Regions from separate parts of the Mus musculus genome. Here region 1 is linked to region 2. The links are chromatin loops, found by intact Hi-C in ENCODE. Cell type or tissue: left cerebral cortex. All regions are shown on one strand. Region 1 overlaps Cyb5b (cytochrome b5 type B). Region 2 holds the start of Nfat5 (nuclear factor of activated T cells 5).

Region 1 (5,000 bases), 130 kb before region 2:
TCTGCCTTGCCATACTTTGATCTTTGTATTTGGCTTTAGTGATAGTCTGTGTTTGGCTAGAGATTGCTCTTTATCGTCCAGCCTAGTTCTGCAGCTTCCTCAAGCTAATGACTCTCATTCCATTTTCCAAGTCAGGTGGGCTTCAGGAGAGCTCCATTGTCACATTTTTACTGCATCGGTATGGAATTTCCATCCACAGAGAACTTGAATCATTTTTTCCCAGCTAGGATGTTAAACTGTAATTGTCCTCACATTCTCCTGTCAGCCCCCAGTCCTCTGTTCTTTCCTTAGACTTAGTAATCAGGAATGATTCCCATAAGTAGTTTGTCCTTTCGTTTCTTTACTAAAGCATAGATTTTTTGTGTCCTCTGTCAGTAGTATTTAGTACAGTAATTGAATTTAAGACCGTTTCTGTCCCTATTCTGAATTCTTGGGGGGGTTGATTGCCTGAGCTCCTTCACTAGGGGACAGTTTTCTAATAGCCGGAGTGTTTGACTTGGTTACTTTTGCTTGAGTGAGTCAGAAATAAATAGACCCACAGTTGTGTCTTCTCTCTTACTAGCTTGTGTGGTAGCTTACATGAGGTTTAAATGCATGCCGGCTGCGTGTCTCTTATCTGTAATCCCTGTACCTATTAAGCTGAGTTGGGGAGATCTTGAATTGGGAACTGCCTGAGCTACAATAAAACCCCAAAAACAAACACACAAGAAGTTTGTATGCAAAGCAGGCGCTAAGGCTCGTGGGCTCTGTGTTTTACTTAAGCTAGGTGAGGATTTTGTTTATTGTGGTGAAGAGGTTGGACCGGGACCTTTGACTTTCTAGGCAAACACTCTATGTATGAATGAACTGTATCTCTAGCTCCTGATTGTGTGATGGGTTTTGTTCAGATTTATTTTTATGTATGTCTGTGTATCTGGGCCTGAGTACAGAAGCCTGTGGAGGCTGGCCCAGTGTGGTTCTGGGAAGCAAACTGAGTGCTCCTCAAGATCAGTAAGTGCTCTCAACTGCAGAGGCAGCTCTCCAGCTTCCTGTAAGTTCTGGTGAGTTCTGGTGAGTGTTGCTGTGTTGGGTCTTGTTATGCTAAGAGTCAAACTCTGGGCTTCTGCATGTTTGAGGGACCACTGCCACTGTGCTGCACCCTAGGCCAAAGAAGAAACTTTTTTGTTGTCTAGTATTTTTAATTAGTATAGACAACTGATCTAGGTTACTGAGAATAGTCCCACACTCTTGTTTGATTGTGATTTAAAAGCAAATTTTGGCTTATGTTAACTATTGGTATGTATATTTAGCATCTCTTTTATAATAGTAAGTCTCTTTTATAATAGTAAGTAAATAATATATATATGTGTGTGTGTGTGTGTGTATTTATAGTGTGTGTAAAGCTATTTCGACCTTTTGCTTTTTCAGGGTTTAGGATTGACCCAGCTGTGCACCCTTAGCTCGTCTCCATTGTAACCATTTTGACCTGTGCAATTCAGTGGCACTCGCTTCACTTACAGTGTTGTGTAGGAAAACTTTCTGGAGTCCCTTCCTTTCTTCCCCCTTGTAGGTTCTGGTGATCAAACTCAGTTTGCCAGCAGGGACCATGACCTACTGAGCTATCTAATCAGCCCTTCGCTATACTCTTTAAATGAAAAACATTTTTAGTATCATGGTTTTTAAATGTAACTGTCACCATTTTCACCACTTTTAGGCATATAGTTTGGCATTAAGTGCATCCACATTTTTTGAGAACTGTCACCACTGTCCATCTTCAGAGCTTTCTCCTTCTAACTGAAATGCTCATCATTACGGATCAGATCCCAGTTCCTCAGCTCCCAGTCTCGGAGATCACTGTTCTGACTTCTGTCTCTCTGAATTTAATTACAGTAGGCACCCATGAAATGGAATCATATAAGTCAGTTGTGGCTCAGAATGCCTGTGATCCTAGTCCTCCGGATGCTGAGGCAGGAGGACTGATAAAAGTTTGAGGCCAGCCTGACTTCCTTGGCTATGGTTGAACTCAGGTAGTAATTCTTCCAGATGCTATTTTGAGAAGAATTGCTTTCCTTATTTTTCCTTGTCTTCCTCCTTTTTCTTCCTCCTCTTCTTTTTTCTTCTTCCTCCTCTCTTTTGGATCATTCATTGCTGGTTTATGCTAACATTTTTTTTTTTAGCTTGTTCCCTAAAACTTTGTTGACTTAGTTTGTGAGCTGCTAATATGTTTCTTACAAATCTTGGAAGATTTTCTTCTGCTTTTCCCTGTCTCCTTCCCTCCCCGTCTCCTTCCCTCCTTCCCTCCCTCCCTTCCTCCCTTCTTCCCCCATTCTGCCCCTCCCTTCCTCTTTCCTTTCTACCTTATTTCCTTCCTTCCTTCCTTCCTTCCTTCCTTCCTTCCTTCCTTCCTTCCTTCCATTTGTGTGTGTGTGTGAGTGTCTTGGCTAGGACTTTGAGTGCAGTACTGAACAGCAGTCCCTAGGACTGGTGTCTGGTTTTGTCACTGATCTAAGGAACAGTCTTTCACTTTTGAGCCTTCTAGTGTATGTTTTCTTTTTTTTTTCCTTTTTAAAAGATTTATTTACTTATTATATGTAAGTACACTGTAGCTGTCTTCAGACATCCCAGAAGAGGGCATCAGATCTCATCAGATGTTTGTGAGCCACCATGTGGTTGCTGGGATTTGAACTCAACCTTCATAAGAACAGTCTGTGCTCTTAACCTCTGAGCCATCTTTTCAATTCTTGTATGTTTTTCATAAGTGCTCTTTATTGCTGAAATTTCCCTGTCTCTAGTTTTTTGAGAGTATCAGGGTGCTGAACTTGGTCAAATGCTTTCCTCTGTCACTGAGATGACTGAGTTGTTTGTCCCTTCTTTTAATTAATGTGATCTGATACATTGATACATTTTATTTAAAAAAATTTTTTTTATGATTAAACATTCATTCAAAGTGTGAGTGTGTACACATGTGTATGTCATAACAGGTGTGGAAGTCGGTAGACAACTTTTAGGAATCTGATCTTGTTCTCTCCCTCTATCATGTGGCTCATGGGGAGTGAACTCAGGTCATTAGTCTGAGTACGTAAAGACTCAGGTCTTTCTACTGTGAGAAAAGCACTTTACTAACTGAGAATTTTCTCATCCTCACTGATCATTAAAAAAAAAACAAACAAATAAACAAACAAAAACAGAAAATAGGGCATGGTGACACACACCTTTAATCCCAGTATTTGGGAGATAAAGACAGGTATATCTCTGTGAGTCTAGGCCAGCCTGGTCTATGTAGTGAGTTCCAGGACAGCCAGGGCTATGTAGAGATACTTTGCCTCAAAAACAAAACAAATCTATCCACCCACCCACCTATCCATCCACCCACCCATCTCTCCATCATCCACCCACCCACCCATCCATTTATAGAGTCCTCTTGCTGGCATCACCCAGGAGGCAGAGGCAGGCGGATCTCTGAGTTTAAGGACAGCTGTTGCTACACAGAGAAGCCGTGTCTCAAAACAAAATAAAACAAAACAACAATGGGCTGGAGAGATGGCTCAGTGGTTAAGAGCACTGACTGCTCTTCCAGAGGTCCTGAGTTCAATTCCCAGCAACCACTTGTTGGCTTACAACCATCTGTAATGGGGTCTGATGCCTTCTTCTAACATGCAGGTATACATGCAGATAGAATAAATAAATATATATATATATTTAAAGATACAAACCTCTCTCTCTCTCAAAAAAAAAGGTTCCTTTTGTTCCTTTTTTTAAAAAAGATTTTTAATAGATATAAGTATGCTAGGTCATTTCTATCCCCCACTCTTTTCCCTCTAATTCTCCCATAGTCCCCTTTAATGTTAGATATATACATATGCATATACACGTGTTTAGGACTGACCACTTGGGATTGAGTAAGCTATCAGGAAGCTTCCCCCTGGAGAAGACCAACTCCTTTCAGCAGCCATTGATCACCTGTAGCTCTTCATCCAGGAGTGGGGGTCTTAGGAAATTTCCCCCATTCATGTTTCATTTCCAGTACTTGGGAGGCAGAAACAGGTGTGTTTCTGTGAGTTCAAGGACAGCCTGGACTACATAGTGAGTTCTAGGACAGCCAGGGCTACAAAATAGACGCCATCTTAAAATAAACAAAACAAACAAATTTCTTCCTGATTTGGGAGCATAGAAACTTGGCTTATTTTGTATTTTTAGTTAATGTAGTGGTTTGTTTTTTAAAAAAGTCCCATGCTTTGCCATGGTGGAACTGTTTTAGAAGCAAGCAGAGTAAAATGTTGTTATAGTTAGATTGTTAAAGTTTTCTTTTAAATTAAATTATTTTTGTAAATTTGATGCATTTTACACAGTTAGTGACATGCAGATTCTTTCGGTTTTTCCTTGGAGTGTGTGCATGGGGTGGCATGCGTGTGGTGTTGGGATTAAATGTAGGGTCGTGTCCTTACCACATAGGCCTCTGCCTCTGAACTCCTCTAACTGTAACCTCTCACTAGGAACAGTCGTCCCTAGTCCTCTTTTTCCCTCTTCCCAACTCGCCTGCCTTTCCTTCTCTTCCGAAGTACAAGAACAGTGAACGCTGGGTGAGTGTGCTTGCTGCAAAGCTTGCGTTCAGTTTCCAGAGTCCATGTGGTAGGAGAGAACTGACTCTTGCAAGTTGTCCTTGCAAAAATGTTCAAAAATGAAAGTTTCTATGAGAAAAGAAATACAGCAGTAGGCTGGAGAGATGGCTCAGCAGCATCTGCTATTCTTTAAGAAAACCCAAGTTTGGTTCCTAGATGGCAGCTTACAGCCATTGTAACTCTACTCCAGGGTCTGATACCTTCCTCTAGACCCCGCAGGCATGAAGCACACGCGTTATGATGCATAGACGTATGCAGGCACAGCACCCATATACATTAAAGAAAAGAAAGTACAGCAGGCAGGGCGCTGCATAGATGTGGCGGCCTCCTGAAGATTCCTACACTAACAGCGTCATTGGCTCCACTCCTGGTTTTGGCCTCTGTGGTTGTAGAAGCGTTAGA
Region 2 (5,000 bases):
TAAGCAGAGAAAATCTGATCAACAGAAAGCATAATGGAAAAACTTTGAGTAAAGGGCAGAGAAGAGCTGAAAGGGGAAGAGGCCTTGGCCCTTCTTGACTTGTTAACTAGGGTCAGAAAGGGGATTTCCTATACCCTAAGTGTGTTTCAATCTCATAGGTTTGGAGAAAGGACTATGCTTAGTGATTCACCTCGCTTTCTCAGTACTGAGGCTCAGCCTGGTCCATTGTAATTTCCTCTTCATGTATTATGTAGTGACTAATGGAAGGGCTAGGTCACCAACCAATGTTTTACTCCAACTCAAAGCTATAGGATTTCAATTGGCCTTAGCGTGTTAGGCAATAGGAGGTTTGAATCTTCTCTTATCAAATGAGCGGGTCTCTTAGCAGCTATGAAGGGACTTCCCTTGGGACGTGTTACAACAGAGTACAGTGGCCATAGAATTTTGAGGGTAGTTTCCTGTTTTGCTCTGCTATGTGTTGGGGTGGCTCAAAAAACCTTCCTTGTGACTGATGAAAATGCTCACAGGGTTCATTAATTATCACTAAGAATTCAGTGAAGATAATCAGGCAGCCTGTATCAGATGTTCAGATGAAAGGATAGGTGGTTTCTGATAACACAAATGTAAATTCTAGGTCTGTAGGTTAAGCTTGCTAAAGGGCCCACCCCAGAGCTGCCTGCACTGGGGCCTCCCTTGCTCAGAGACTCTTCCCCAACTCCAGCATTCCAAGTCACAATAAAGTGCCCAAAATCACAGAGGCAAAACTTTGTTAGGGATTTATATGGGTACATCCGCAGGGTTTTAGGATTTGTGACCAGCTTTGTAGACACAGTAACATACATCAAGGCATCTTTAACACCTGAAAAACACTGCCCACGTGGCTGTTGGCATCAAAATCCCACACAGAATTAAAAATTATTTTCCAAGATGCGCACCCTGTGCTCAAATTGATATTTTAATAACTCGATTAAAAATTTCCCAAAAGTCTATTAAGAGTCAGGAAACAGTCTGTGGTGGAGGTGAGGATGTGTTTTTGCAACGGAAACTTTTAGCCCCCGAGAACAGAGCAGCCAAAAAAATCTCATTTACATGTTTTCCCTCCATTCTCCCTTAGCACAGTGAAAAAAATGAAAACCCGTGTGGAAGAGTATGTTTGCTTACTTCTCTCCCCCTACCCCACGCACGCGTGTGCATTACACACAAGCCATGTGGACTCACATGATCCCATTTTTAAATTGTCTTTTATTTTCCACTCCGGAGTAAATTCGACCATTCACTATCAGAGACATCATTATACATAAACTTAAACAACAACAACAACAAAAATCAAAGCCAGGCATGGTGGTACTCTTCTGTAATCCCAGCATTCGAAAAGCTGAGTCAGGAGAACTGCCCTAAAATTGAGGCCAGTCTAAATCTACACAGCGAATTGCAGGCCAGCTAGACCTACATAACAAAATCACCTGTCTAAATAAATAAATAAATGCAGTCGCCGTAAATTTGGTGTGGTGGGTAACGTGGGGGGAAAATATTTTCATTAAAAAGAATCAATAGCCGAGCATGGTGACTTCTGACCGGCAGGGGCAAGCACAGCTCTGTGAGTTTGAGGCCAGCCTGATCTACATAGTGAGCTCCAGGCCAGAGTGGGCCAACAGAAATCATCAACAACAAAAAAATCCACGAACAGGAACAACAACAACAAAATCCACAAACAAAACTTGGTAACTCGTGATGGTGGTGGTGGTGGTGAGTATGGCTTGCCCTTTCTTAATTAAAAAGTGAGTCTGATAGCCCCTTGACCAGCTCACTGCAGACACTGCTATGAAAAACCCCGAAGGGCCCGGTTGCTGTCCAAGCTGTGGAACTCCATTCCCCAGTGCTGAGCTCCAGCGAGCGGGCCTCGATCGCTGCAAGTCCCTGGAGGGCTTTTCCCCTCCTGGCTGACATCCAGGTCCCCCAGGGTCTGTGTCCTCCTAAGTACACCACGGAGCAGGGCCGGCCGCCTCAGGCTCGCCGCCACCAGGTCGAGGCAAAAAAAAAAAAAAAAAAAAAAAATCTTTTCCCTTCTCAGGGCCCCAGAAGCCAGGCCGCCTCCCTCCACCCTCCCTGCTGGCTGGCGGGGCCCTTTCCCAGCCCGGGATCAGCAGCGGCCGCAGCAGCGACGGCAGGAAGCGAAGCCCTTGTTGATGCTGTTCCGTGGCGCGCCTGTCCGCCCTCCGCCGGCCGCCAGGCTCTTCCGGGCTCCCGGACCTCCCCCCCTCCGCGCGTGCGCAGTGCCCCACGAGGGGGCGGGGCTCAGATTCCTGTCAGCGGCGCCGGCGGTGGCGGCGGCCGTCAGTGTGCGCTGAGGAGAAGCCCGAAACGGACCCGTTTGGCTCTCCCTCTTCCCCTTTCCCCGGTCCGAAGCTTCTGGTCTCTGGACTCACCGGGAGTCAGTTCTCCACTCCGCAGAGCTGTTCCCTCCACTCCGCCGCCCTTCTCATCGCTCGGCCGGGTGGGAAGTGACTGCCCTCGAGGAGGAGGAGGAGGCAGCGGCTGCCGCCCTCGCCTCACCGCCCCCGGTTCGGTGCCCGCGGATCCCGGAGAGGAGGTGCCGCCGCCACCGCCGCTCCCCCCCTCCCGCTGCCCTCGGGCCGGGCTGGGTCGAGCTGCGATGCCCTCGGACTTCATCTCATTGCTCAGCGCGGACCTAGACCTGGAATCGCCCAAGTCCCTGTACTCGCGAGGTGAGTCAGATGGGGGGGTGGGGGGGTGGGGCGTGGGGGCGGGGAGCGCGAGCGCGCGGAGTCCCGGGCTGGGGTGGGGGGGTCCCCCGTCGGGGCCGGGCTCGGGCGGGCTTGCCCCTCACGAGAGTCCTGGGCTGGCCGCGGAGGGCCAGGGGTGATCCCGGAGCTGCCGAGCGGCGCCCCCCTCCCCAGCGCGGCGCGGCGCGGCGGCGCGGCGGGGGGCTTAGGGTCCGCGCGCCCCCCAGAGTCCTCTGCGGTCCCGGAGGTTCGCAACCTGCCGGTCGGCGGGTCCGGACTCCACCACACTCGGCGGACTGCCGGCCCAGTCCTCCCCCGGCTCGGGAATCACCCCACTGGTCCCGCTGCTGGGGACACCGGGGAGGGGGGGTGGAATCGGGGCGCCGCGGCTCGTGTCCCCCGGACTCTCCTCTTTGGCAAAGTTGCCCCACGCCGGGCTGCGTGGCCCCGAGGGGCTTCGGAGCTCAGGGTCACCATTTTTTTTTTTTTCTCCCTCTGGTCTTGTTTGTGCGCGGTCGTCCTACTCCCCCCCCTTCCCCGGCCTAGTCCACTCCCTCCCCATGTCGGGACGGCCCCCCTCGGCCAGGCGTTCTTCCTTTCCTCGTCATCTTCTTGCCTGGAAAAGGCCCCAATCTTCTTTCTCTCTTTCCACCTCCGTGACATTCTAATTACTTCTCTTTTACAAAGATAGGGATGCCCTCCTTGGAGTACTTGTATTCCTCTCCCTGGAGTACCAGGCTCGGGCACAGTCCTGCCCTTTGAGAAAAATTCTCTTCTGTTGCTGTTCAAGGGCTTCGTGCAGAGAGGAGGCAATGAACAGAAAATCCCATTTAAAACTACTTTGGCTAAGGCCTGCAGGGGATTCCCAGCATCTAAAACATTAATACTTGAGGTGATCTCTGCTGGGGTTAAATTCCTACACTGGACACCACAAGAATGTGTCAGAACAGGTTCCCCTTGCAAGGGGTATCAAATCAAAAATGCCCCCATCTGTACTCATTTCTTATACCAGTGGAAGGAGGCTAAAGACAGTTCTTTTATATTTTTTTTTACAAATAAACCATGGTGAACCCTTTTCCCAAGAAATCCAGCATTTCTCCTATTTTTTTGGTTTTACAAACCCACCAGAAAATTTCACCTCTTTGGGGTAGAGAAGGACTAAGCCTGGTGTTAATGTATTTATATGAAGTGAATCAGAGGGATGTGGTTTGCCCTGGAAGGTGCTAGACTTTATAGACTACAGGCCATTGTCTGTTGCTTTGATGAATTTAGTTGGCAGTCACTATCCTGTAGGATGTTTTTCAGATATTACCTAAAGTAGCTTAGAAATATTGTAGTTTGAAGTGTCAGAAAGAAGAGAAAATATCAAGAGATGATCCTTAGAATAGGGCTAATGCACAATTGGATGCTAAAAATAGTCAAGACAGTAATACCATTTGGGCAGTAATCATTAGATAATTTTCCATGAAACAAATGCTTTATCAAAATCTAAGTTTAGCTTTAGAGACCAGTGTAGAAGCAACCCAACCTTCCTTTTGCAGACTAAACTAATATGGGCTTAGGCTCTTAAAAATACATAATAGTTATGTAAGAGATGTATGCTATCCTTGGCATTTTTTTCTCATTCAGCATAAAAAGTACTTAATGCTTTTTGTGTTTTTCAGATTCTCTGAAGTTACACCCATCACAGACTTTTCATAGAGCTGGACTATTGGAAGGTCAGCAAAGTGCCCTGTTACAGCATAGTGTGTCAGTGTGCAAAGGCTTTCTCTGAGATGGAGTTGAAGTGGGAAAGTGGGAAACTTTGCAGACTCACACAATCTAGTTTTTTTTTTTACTAAGAAGCCTGATCCTTCTTTTAGAGCAGCTAAATGTTTCAGTGGATTTCATTGCTGTGCTTGAATTGCTTGTAGGCCGTTGTATCTGCTTTGAGAGGCCTTGGGAAAATCCCTTAGGATCATTTAAAATTATGTGTTGGGTGTTCTACTTTAGTATTTCAGTTAAATTGTTCTTAAACACAAACTAAATTTGCAAAGATTCAAACGTAAAGATGACAAATTAATAAATACAGCAGTGACACCAAACACATACTTAGTTTGAAAATTCCAAACTGAAAACTTTTGGATGTTGTAAATTTCAAAATGATATATAATCTATTCAGCAATTATTGACATTATTTCTGTTTCATTATATGTAAGGATAAGAAAAGCTACATAATAGGAATGATGCTTAGGGGGGAAAAAAGGCCCCAAGACA

The links. Peaks named below come from ENCODE experiments on the same cell type or tissue, not always from the same donor. Only the 100,000 strongest peaks of a DNase experiment are listed, where the experiment ranks them.
Region 1: a loop joins it to region 2, with 1.8 times the contacts of the local background. A loop is called at or near these places in 1 of 42 quality-filtered maps.

The regions. Positions count from the first base shown.
Region 1 is chr8:107,158,083-107,163,082 of GRCm38, forward strand. All of the region lies in intron 1 of Cyb5b (cytochrome b5 type B), which reads left to right. Among named protein-coding and RNA genes, the nearest start is that of Cyb5b, 9.9 kb to the left of the region's middle. In left cerebral cortex, a CTCF peak has its summit at 2,622 (motif pointing right); no DNase peak of the experiment used is centred here.
Region 2 is chr8:107,291,173-107,296,172 of GRCm38, forward strand. Nfat5 (nuclear factor of activated T cells 5) reads left to right here and starts at 2,298. Exons shown (of 15, transcript NM_018823.2): 1 at 2,298-2,726; 2 at 4,409-4,462. The coding sequence starts at 2,654. In left cerebral cortex, CTCF peaks have their summits at 1,567, 2,167 and 2,376; DNase peaks (open chromatin) are centred at 1,676, 1,870, 2,251, 3,065 and 1 more place; H3K4me3 peaks cover 3,011 bases; H3K27ac peaks cover 2,900 bases.